Linked DNA regions of Homo sapiens: region 2 is linked to region 1. Evidence: read pairs that join two places in POLR2A ChIA-PET (ENCODE). Cell type or tissue: OCI-LY7. All regions are shown on one strand. Each heading gives the region's core, and the rest is flanking DNA. Links, peaks and the distances in the headings are about the cores only. Region 1 overlaps TMEM154 (transmembrane protein 154). Region 2 overlaps FBXW7 (F-box and WD repeat domain containing 7).

The links. Peaks named below come from ENCODE experiments on the same cell type or tissue, not always from the same donor. Only the 100,000 strongest peaks of a DNase experiment are listed, where the experiment ranks them.
Region 2: POLR2A ChIA-PET joins it to region 1 with 5 read pairs; 8 of 35 experiments call an interaction of 5 or more read pairs at or near these places.

Annotation. Positions count from the first base shown.
Region 1 is chr4:152,663,769-152,669,152 of GRCh38, forward strand. The region is part of intron 1 of TMEM154 (transmembrane protein 154); the gene reads right to left. Among named protein-coding and RNA genes, the nearest start is that of TMEM154, 14 kb to the right of the region's middle. RefSeq lists an enhancer at 1-65 and a silencer at 2,161-2,220. In OCI-LY7, for the core only: CTCF peaks have their summits at 3,334 and 3,533; DNase peaks (open chromatin) are centred at 2,113, 2,463, 3,403, 4,233 and 2 weaker places; H3K4me3 peaks cover 4,953 bases; H3K27ac peaks cover 5,000 bases.
Region 2 is chr4:152,504,673-152,510,056 of GRCh38, forward strand. All of the region lies in intron 2 of FBXW7 (F-box and WD repeat domain containing 7), which reads right to left. Among named protein-coding and RNA genes, the nearest start is that of MIR3140, 18 kb to the left of the region's middle. In OCI-LY7, for the core only: no CTCF peak of the experiment used is centred there; no DNase peak of the experiment used is centred there.

The sequences.
Region 1 (5,384 bases), core at 54-5,053:
TCCAAAAATCTTAAGATCACTTGATAATAAACTGCACAGTGTACAGAGTCACTTACAAATACTTATTGACAATATTCACGCAGACACATCTGGGATTCATCTTTCACACATCTGGTGAGGATGTATGGGGAAATCCTTGTAAATGGGAAGAAATGTTTGAGGTAACGCCTGGCAGCCCCAACAGCTGGGCAGCACAGTGTCCCCATTATCCCTGCTCAGGGCATTATCACTAAATGGAAATGACTCTGCTTCTCCAGGAAGCAAACTAGCTAACTTCTCTTTTTCTGAAAGTGAAACAAATGTGCAACCAACACATACGTGCACTGTTTACAATAGCAAAGACATGGAACCAACCCAAATGCCCATCAATGATAGACTGGATAAAGAAAATGTGGTACATATACACCGTGGAATACTATGCAACCATAAAAAAGAATGAGATCAGGCCCTTTGCAAGGACATGGATGAAACTGGAAGCCATCATTCGCAGCAAACTAACACAGGAACAGAAAACCAAACACCACATGTTCTCACTCATAAGTGGGAGTTGAACAATGACAATACATGGACACAGGGAGGGGAACAACACACACTGGGGCCTGTCGTGGCGGGGGGGTACAAGGGGAGGGAGAGCATTAGGACAAATACCTAATACATGCAGGGCTTAAAACCTATATGATGGGTTGATAGGTGTAGCAAACCGCCATGGCACACATATACCTATGTAACAAACCTGCACACTGGAATTTAAAGTAAAATTTTTTTAAAGCTTAATTAATAAACACAAAAATATGTTATAAAACTGCAACCAAGCTCTAGCTTTTAAAGTTAGAAGAAGAAAGTATTATAAACTTACTGAAAGACTGTCACATTAGTAATACAATGTGAAATAAAACAATGACAAGAGAATGCTACTAAACTCAGGATGTCATGAAGTATGTTGGACCACAGTCAGATGCCCCATTCTTTCATTTGTCAATTATGTGAACTCCATGTGCAAATTATTTAAACAATTTTATAGTTAAGATGGTAAAATGAAAGAAAACATGTCAGATGTCAAGCCCTCAAACTCTTCCCTGCGTTGTGGAGTAACTGACATGTTTGAATTTCAGGATGATCAAGAAATCACACCCAAAAGCCTGACTCCTTTTCATTCTCCTGTATATAATGAAGAGCCTGATTAGCATTAGAAGAAGGAGAGAAAAACAAACCAGGAAGTCTTCCAGTGGTTCTCAGCCTAGTCTGCCCATAGAATCACTGAGGCATCTTTCAATAACCTGATGCCCACACCATACCCCAAACTCAGTTACATCAAAATACCTGAGGGTGCAGCTTCTAGGGAGAACGAAGCAGGAGGATCACTTGAGTCCAGTCCAAGGCTGAATGAGCTATGATCACACCAGTGCACTCTAGCCTGGGTAATCGAGCAAGACCCTGTTCTAAATATCGATCAATCTAAATATTTAGGGGTAGAACCCAGGTCTCAATAATTTTTACAGTTCTCCTTGTGGCTCCAGGACGCAGCTGAAGTTGTGTCTCACTTCTCTAGACCCTGCCCACTTCTGGCCTCCCCTGAGCCACACCAGATCATTCCCTGTCTTGTTCTCTATGGTCCTCGGTGAATTTGAGAAAAATTAGAGGTCAAGGAGTTGGATGCCAAAGGCTTGCCTAGCAGCTGCCAACTCTATCACCAGAATACAATAGCTTAAAAATCATCACTGAAGTCTCAAGAACCTGGAAGAGTCTAGCTAGGATATGAGAGAGGGCTGTGACAATCACACCTTCCTGAATAAGCCTGAATTAGAGAGATGCATGCCAGGGTTTAAACCCTGCATATCCAGAAAATGTTATGGCTAATAGAAGAGCTATCAGCAATAGCTTTAATTGGTGCTTTAAGACAGCGGTCCTCAAACCTTAGTGTGTATTGGAAACACCTACAGCCCTTCTTAAAACACAGATTGTTGGGCGTAGTCTTACAGTTTCTGATGTAATAGGTCTGGGAGGGGGCCCAAGAATTTGCTTTTTTTTTTTTTTTTTGAGACAGGGTCTCACTTGGTTGCCCAGCCTGGAGTGCAGTGGTATGAACATGGCTCACTGCAGCCTTGCACTCCTGGGCTCAAGCAAACCTCCCACCTCAGCCCACCAAGTAGGTGGGACTACAGACGTGCGCCACCACGCCTGACTAATTTTTGCATTTTCTGTAGAAACAGGGAGTCTCACTTTGTTACCCAGGCTGGTCTCCAACTACTGGGCTCAAGCGATCCTGCTTCAGCCTCCCAAAGTGCCAGGATTACAGGCATGAGCCACCAAGTCCTACCAGAATTTGCATTTTCAACAAGTAATCAGGTTGTGCTGATGCTGCTGGTCTGCAGGGCATACTGGTTGAAGTTGCTCAAACAATCTCATTTAGTTGTGGCTAATTATCAGTCACACCTGTTGTTGTTCTCCACATTTGCTGTGCATCAGCGTCACCTGGGAAGTTTTCAAGCCCTAACCAAATTAGTTATTTGAGACTATCTGGGGGCGTGGCCTGGGTAACAGTATTTCTTAAAAGCTCCCCAAATAACTCTAGTAAGTATGTATGTTAGGTTGAGAATGACTGAGTTAAATAATAACTGAGTGGACTTTATTTTAATTTGCCATTGTTCGTGAAGACAGTCATTAGTTTTAAATGTGATTAGACAACCCTCCACAGAAGCCTTTGGGAACAAAATTAAATTTTGTAGAGACAGGGAGTCTCACTTTGTTACCCAGGCTGGTCTCAAATTACTGGGCTCAAGCAATCCTCCTGCTTCAGCCTCTCAAAGTGCCAGGATTACAGGTATGAGCCACCAAGTCCTACCAGAATTTGCATTTTGGAGTATGCACCATTAAACAGTTTAACTCTTCAGTTGATCTCTTTTTAAAAATCAATTGTTCAGCATCTGTGGAATCTGATTGTGATGTGGTCAGGGACAGAATGGGACTAAAATGAGAATAACCATGCCAGACTCTTCAGGACACAACCTGGCTATGGGAGGCTGATTGTGTTTGCATGGAGACACTAACTCCAAGTGGATGGATGACACCACTGGGACACTGTTGCTCATGGACCACAGACAGTGGCGCTGGGACACCAATGCTCAGACTATAGATGGTGGTGATGGGACACCATTGCTCATGGACTGCAGACAGTGCTACGAGGACACCGATGCTCATGGACTACAGATGCTGCTCTGAAGTGCTCTGCACTTTACTTTTCTCTAGTTCATTTCCAAACGGTACTAACTTATTATTTATTATCTGGAATTACTTCATTTGTGTACTTCTCTGCCATCTGTCTCCTTCACTGTTTTGTACGTATCCCCAGCACCTGCAACCCCATCTGCTGTGTGTGGAAGGAATGACTGAAGGAAATGTCCAATAGGCCTGGTGGGCCTGTGGTGAAATTGCCAGTCACGCTCTCACCTTTTTCTCCAGAGTCTGATCTCCTCCTTCCCCTAACAACTTCCTTTCTGTCATACATACACGGTGTATCTCTAGTCACAAAGAAAGACAAATCTAAAGTGGTTTTCCTTCAAAAAGCTATCTAAATTTTTCGAACATACAAGGGAATGGAGGAATTGCTTAATAACAACTTATGCATCCTAAATAATGAGACTTCATGTTTATAGTTTTTTTTTTGTCAGGAGCAATGAGGGTGGTTCATGCATTTGCCCCCACGTAAAGGTCAGGTGACTTGATTCTCTCTGGGAGCAGGACTCGAGAAGAGGAGGGATTGCTGTTTTCTTATAAGCTCAGTTGTTCTACATATTTGCCAATTTTATTAAGTGAAAGCCTTCACCTAATATGTTTTTTCTGACTAATTTACTTGAAGAAGTTATGGACAGAGTAAATAGGTGGTTGAACAGATACAAGGCAGAAGCATTGAAGATTAATGGCAGCTTGTAAGTGCAGAAAGGTATTTGAGATCATCAAGCAATGCCTGTGTTTTGTACACTTTTTCTCTTCAGCCACCAGATAACTAGAGGTGATGATGCCTTGCATCGAAAGAACATAAAGAAAGGATTCTTTTTTCTGGTTTTGAGGAGGTTGTCTGGTAAAACACTTTCAGCCAGTAGTCTGCTCTGGGAAATTACTCGTTAGGGTTTGTTGTATTTTTACCTCCTTGAATTGAGAAGCACACCTGCAACTGTAATTTACTATCAGATTAAAACATGTTTCACAGTGGGGAGACCCACAATGTTCCAATGTCTTTTTCATTTGAAACTTTTATTTTGATGTCTTTTTAAGAGGAAGCTTGCTCACATTTAATCAGATTTGCTCAGGCCCCAAGGCTGTTTCTGGTTTGAAGTCACTCACTTGGGGAAGCTGCATTTTTGACCGCCTGACTACCTTTTTATACACTGGAATCCTACAGTAACCTGTAGCACCTGGCAGTTTTAAAGAATGCGTATTTTTAGGAGACAGAACACAAATATATTTTAAAACCTTCAAAAAGTTCTTCGTACCATCAATGAGATAAGCAACATGAAAGTGCTTTGAAATGAAAAAAAAAAAAGGATTATTAAATGATCGTTATTGCCAAACTGAATACTTTCCCAATTTTACTATATTTCTACTTATTTTATTATATTTCTTCTTTTCAAGGGCCAATTTCAAAATTATAATTGAAAAGAGTAACTTGAAAACAGATACTCCCAGCCATGCCCTTGCCTCAAGACATCTGCCGTCTCCCTGGCCTCTGAGGCAGGGTGGGAAGACACCGCCACCCCATTCCATAGGTGAAGAGCTCTTTCATGGGGTACATGCGCATCCCACTCCTTGCTCGGCTCAGCACAAGCTCAGCATTGCCAGAGAGAAAAACTGGAAGACAGAGACAAACAAAACAACAACTGGTAGGTGGGTGCTTGTGATAAGTTAAAGATAGGAAACCAGGGAACGCTGTGGGCTGCCACCCCAGGGGCTTGGTCGCCACCAAGAGTGAAGGAGGAACAACAGGGAGAGGATATGCACCAGAGTCCCCATCGCCAGCCTAAGCAGGAGCACAGGAGCAACAGCGTTTGATGCTTTCCTACAAGAGGCTGAAGAAGGAAACAAGTTGCTGAGGTTTTGAAGAATCGTGGGTCGCATTTCCTTGGATCAGCTAAGCCCCGAACAGATCCCTAAAGCAACTGGGCTTCTGGTCCTATTTCACCTTCAAAGAGAATCAATCCTACCCTTCCATCCTGAACAGTCTTCTAGGCTCAAGCACTCTGAATTTTCCTATCGTGGCTGGAGCTATCGATTTGGTGCTAGTCTCACTCTCTTTGTCAACCTCTCTTGTGCATTTATTAATACAAACTTATTATTTTTTCCTAACTTAGTTTTTAACGTGATTACATTCACAGATTTTTTAAAAGTTG
Region 2 (5,384 bases), core at 252-5,251, 160 kb before region 1:
TATGTGAATCTACTTTTCCAACCATAAACTTTATGAAATCTAAAGGAAGATCAATTACTTCCGGTAAAAAGTTAGTGTTGAAATTGAGATATAAAATATCTACCAGATTTCAAAAACTTGGTACAAAGAGAATCTAAAATAACAATTTTTTTTATAAATTATGTTGAAATGGTAATATCATGGCTCCATCAGGCTAAATATCTTAAAATTAATTCAACTGCTTTTTACATTAATAAGGGTATTGCAATTTTTAAAATAACATGTGTGGCTCAAATTATACAGTCACGCATCGCCTCATGACAAAGATACATTCAGAGAAATGTGTCAGGCAATTTCTTCTTTGTGTGAATATTACACAGTGCTTTTACACAAATCTCCATGGTATAAACTATTGCTCCCAGGTTACAAACCTGTACAGCATGTTACTGTACTGAATACTGTATGCAACTGTAGCACAATGATATTAACACATCTAAATATATAAAAGGTATATTAAAAATAAGGTATATAAAATGTAAAACGGTGCATCTGTATCATAAATTAAGCTAGCAGGACTGGAAGGTGCTCTAGATGAGTCAGTTGGGGTGGATGCATATGAAGGCCTAGGACATTATTGTATACTACCATACACTTTATAAACAGTGTGCACTTAGGCTGTACTAAGTTTATTTTAAAATTTTTTCTTTCTTCCGTAATAACCTCAGCTTACTATAACGTTTTTACTTTATGAACGTTTTAATTTTTTGCCTGTTTTGTAATAACACTTAGCTTAAAACACATAGTAAAGCTATATAAAAATATTTTCTTTCCTTATATCCTTATTTTATAAGCCTTTTTCCTGTTTTAAAAAAAATTTTTTTAACTTTCAAAACTGTTTTAAGACACAAATATACACAATAACCCAAGCCTACACAGGATTAGGATCATCAATATCACTGTCTTCCATCTCCACATAATGTCCCACTGGAAGGTCTTCAGAGGCAATCACACACATGGAACTGTAATCTCCTACAACAACAGTGCTGCCTTCTGGAACACCTCCTGAAGGGCCTTCTTGAGGCTGTTTTGCAATTTTTTTTTTTTTTTTGAGGTAGAGTCTCACTCTGTCACCAAGACTGGAGTGTGGTGGCGCTATACTGGCTCACTGCTACCTCTGCCTCCCAGGTTCAAGCAATTCTCGTGCCTCAGCCTCCAAGTAGCCAGGATTACAGACGTGCACCACCACACCCAGCTAATTTTTGTATTTTTAGTAGAGACAGGGTTTTGCGATGTTGGCCAGGCTAGTCTCGAATTCCTGGCCTCAAGCAATTCGTCCGCCTCGGCCTCCCAAAGTGAATTTATTTTTTTAAAGTTCAAACAGTGCATTCTAAAGTAACAACAGAAAGTGCAGTATTGTAAATATATCAACCAGTAACACAGTCCTTTATTATCAAGTATTAGGTACTGTACATAATTGTATGTGCTATACTTTTTTTTTGAGACGGAGTCTTGCTCTGTCACCCAGGCGGGAGTGCGGTGGCACGATCTCAGCTCACTGCAAGCTCTGCCTCCCAGGTTCCCGTCATTCTCCTGCCTCAGCCTCCTGAGTAGCTGGGACTACAGGTGCCCGCCACCACACCCAGCTAATTTTTTGTATTTTTAGTAGAGACGGGGTTTCACCGTGTTAGCCAGGATGGTCTCAATCTCCTGACCTTGTGATCTGCCCGCCTCAGCCTCCCAAAGTGTTGGGATTATAGGCGTGAGCCACCGCGCCCGGCCATGTGCTATACTTTCAGACGACTGGCAGTGCAGAAGATTTGTGTACACCATCACCACCACAAACACATGAGTAAGGTACAGCACTAAGACTTCATGACAGCTATGATATCACTAAGCAATAGGAATTTGTCAGTTCCATTATAATCTCATGGGACACATTCTTCAAAATATCTTAATATCTCTAAGAGTTAGGTAAACAGGTAATATTGCACAGAAGATGAATAAATTGGTAGTCTTATTCCCTACCCCCACAACCTGAAACAATTTAAATGAAACGTATTATAGCAGTGTTTCTCAAACTGTAACATGTTTCAGGATCACCGAAGGGCTTGTTAAAATTAACTACTGCAATTAGGTGGATCCTGAGAAGTCTGCATTTCTAACCAGTTCCAATGTGAGGCTGATACTATACTAGCAGGGGACCACACTTTGAGAACCACTGATAAAGACAACTTACAGATAAAATCAATGTGCAATATGCACACTGATTGTGTAATGCACAATATGAATGAATTCTGTGAAGCCAAAACAACATGGTCTATCTAATACCTTGCTTAGTTAAAATCTCAAATATCTAGGATCTGATGGCTGATAAATTACACACCACAATGTTTCCCTTTTCCAACCATCTAGAAACTGCAAATTTGAAGTTGTCTATTTATTATACATAGGAGCATATGCATGTATTAGAAATTAAATGATCAGAAAAGACCGAAATATTTATAGACACTGAAAAGCCTAATCAAAAAGGTAATCTGGATGGATGGCAAATGACCCTCCCACATGGAAGTGAACTGAGAGTACCTGAGACAAAGTCAAGATTTTTCTTTTAAAAAAACTTCTGAGATCACTACACCAAATAAATAAATGAGAAATGTAAACATTCCTATATCATATAATATTAGAAGGAAGCTCTTAGAAAAGTTTTTTAAATTGTTATTATCAAATACCGAACAAAATTAAGGAAAAAATTCAATTGTGTTCCCATGAAATAACATATTTGACACAATGTAACTTGTGAAGAAATCCTCCAGGATTAATCAGTGCAAAATGAATCTGCTACAAATTAAACAGTCTGCTACAAAAAGAATTACCGTGTATAAACTAATTTCTGTACATCAGGGTAATGTGTCCAGATCATCTAACACGGTTCTAAGACACAAAGACTTTTAAAAAGATGGTAAGATACAAGTACTGGGGGCAGGGGGAATGGAAGAATTCCGATTTCCAGTAAAAGGAATCAATATTCCTTGGTGAAATGGCTGATTTCATGGCTGGGGCAGAGAAAAGCACAAGAAGAGACTAGAACATTTTGCGCTACTAGAAAGTTAAGCCTTCTGACCAGGTGTGGTGGTCCATGCCTATAATCCCAGCACTTTGGGAGACCAAGGTGGGAGGACTGCTTGAGGCCAGGAGTTTAAGACTAGCTTGGGCAACACAGCAAGACTCTGTCTCTATTGGAGAAAAAAAAAAAAGGCGAAAACTAGCTGGGTGTGGTGGCACATACCTGGCCTGTAGTCCTAGCTACTCCGGAGGCTAAGGCAGGGGGATCACTTGAGCCCAGGAAATCCAGGTTGCAGTGAGCTATGATCATACCACTGCGCACTCCAGCCTGAGTGACACAGCAGGACCCTGACTCAAAAAGAAAAAAAAAAAGTTAAGCCCTCACAAAATGATGGAGACATGTCAAAAGGACCAGGAACCTCCTTGAAGAGGCTTCATGGGGCCAAACCTGGGATAATTAGAGCACCAAAATAAATAATGATGATAATAGATGAAATCCATAGAAGAATCTGTAAGTCCATCTGATATAAGAGGGGAAAAAAAATCCGCGAGTCCATTCTGATATACATAAAACATTAAATAAATACATAACAAGGGAAAGTTCTTCCTTACCAAAAACCACTAATGTAAATACAGAAGAAATGATGGAAACAGAAAATCACCATGACAAAATCATCAATAAAAGTTAAAGTCTGGGGCCAGGCAGTGGCTCACGCTTGTAATCCCAACACCTTGGGAGGCCAACACAGGATGGCTTGAGTCCAGGAGTTCGAGACTAGCCTGGACAACATGATGAAACCTCGCCTCTACAAACAATATGAAAAATTAGCCAGGCATGGTGGTGTGCACCTGCAGTCCCAGCTACTTAACAGGCTGAGGTAGGAGGATCACCTGAGCCCAGGAGATTGAGGCTTGCAGTGACTCATGATCGTGCCACTGCAAAAAAAAAAAAGAAAAAAAAAACAGCAAGGAAGTTAAAAATTGGTAGAGTATGGTGAGAAATGTTAATTACCTGGTCCCAAAGTACTTATTTTTAAGTACCTTCCCATAGGATACTTTTTTTTTTCCTTTTCTTAACCTAGAATCTGAATCAACACTACTTATGAATCACAAAGGAAAAAAAGCAACTAGAGTGGACAAACCTGATACCACCTTAACGAAAGGAACTGAAAATTAGTATCACTGATAACTGGACAAATCAGCATCATGTGCCTCTAAATAAGATTCATAAAATCATTTTTGCAGTATTCTTAATCAAAAATGCTTAAAATTAATTGAATCATAGGAAAACATACAAACACAAATTGTGCAATATTCCACAAAATTACTGACCAGTACTCTTCCAAAGTATAACAGTCACAAAAGGCAAAGAAAGACTGGAATTGTTTCAGGTTAAAGAAAACTAAGAAAACATGATAACTAAAATACAACACGTGAATAATTTCATATTGTGATCCTGGACCAGAGAAAGGCCATTGGTGAGAAAATGGGTGAAATCTGAATAAAGTCTGTAGACTATCAGTATTACATGAATGTTAATCTCCTGATTTTGATAATTTTTCTGTCACTGCATAAGATGTTAAATTTTGGGAACTTGAATGAAGGGCATATGAGAATTTACCCTTTATACTATTTTTGCCACCGTTTTCCTGAGTCTAAAAAAAAAGGTGAAACCACCAATCAAAACCAAACTGGCAAGTCAGGATACAGTCTCATTTTTCTATAATGTCAAATTAATGTATGTATCTGTGAAGAAGCTAGTCTCGTCTCCTGTTAACCCAGACTTTCATGGTAATAACAAGAAAAACAACATGTTTTAGAGTAGATATTGAGGTTAACGAACGTAAACTATTATTGCTTCCTGCTTTAAAAAAAAATGAAGGAATAAAGATAAGTCGATAACAATCATGAATAATCTTATATAATTCCTGCCAAAATTTTTACAACAGTAATTCTCAACTGGGAACAGTACTACCCCTCAATAAGTGTTGGAGTTGTTTTTTGAATCAGTAAGTATATACAATTGTGAAACAATGACCTCACAATGAGGGAGAGGAACCAAGAAAGTTAGGACTGTCACTCAATGGGTTGTCCTACTGACACATACTCCCTACAGGATCATGAAGAATGTGACAATAGGTAGTCCATTTATTACTGCTATAAAATAGTCTGAGAGGCCCATATCTGCAGAACCTCCTGCTCAGTAAGGTTAAAGAGCTTGTTTTAAGTCACACATCCATTTAGGCAATTGAGCTGCGATTAAAACTGAGATCTCCTGTGCTCCTTAAAGTATAAGAGGGGAAATAAAGGGAAATAACACTTACCTAAATATAGCCATTAAG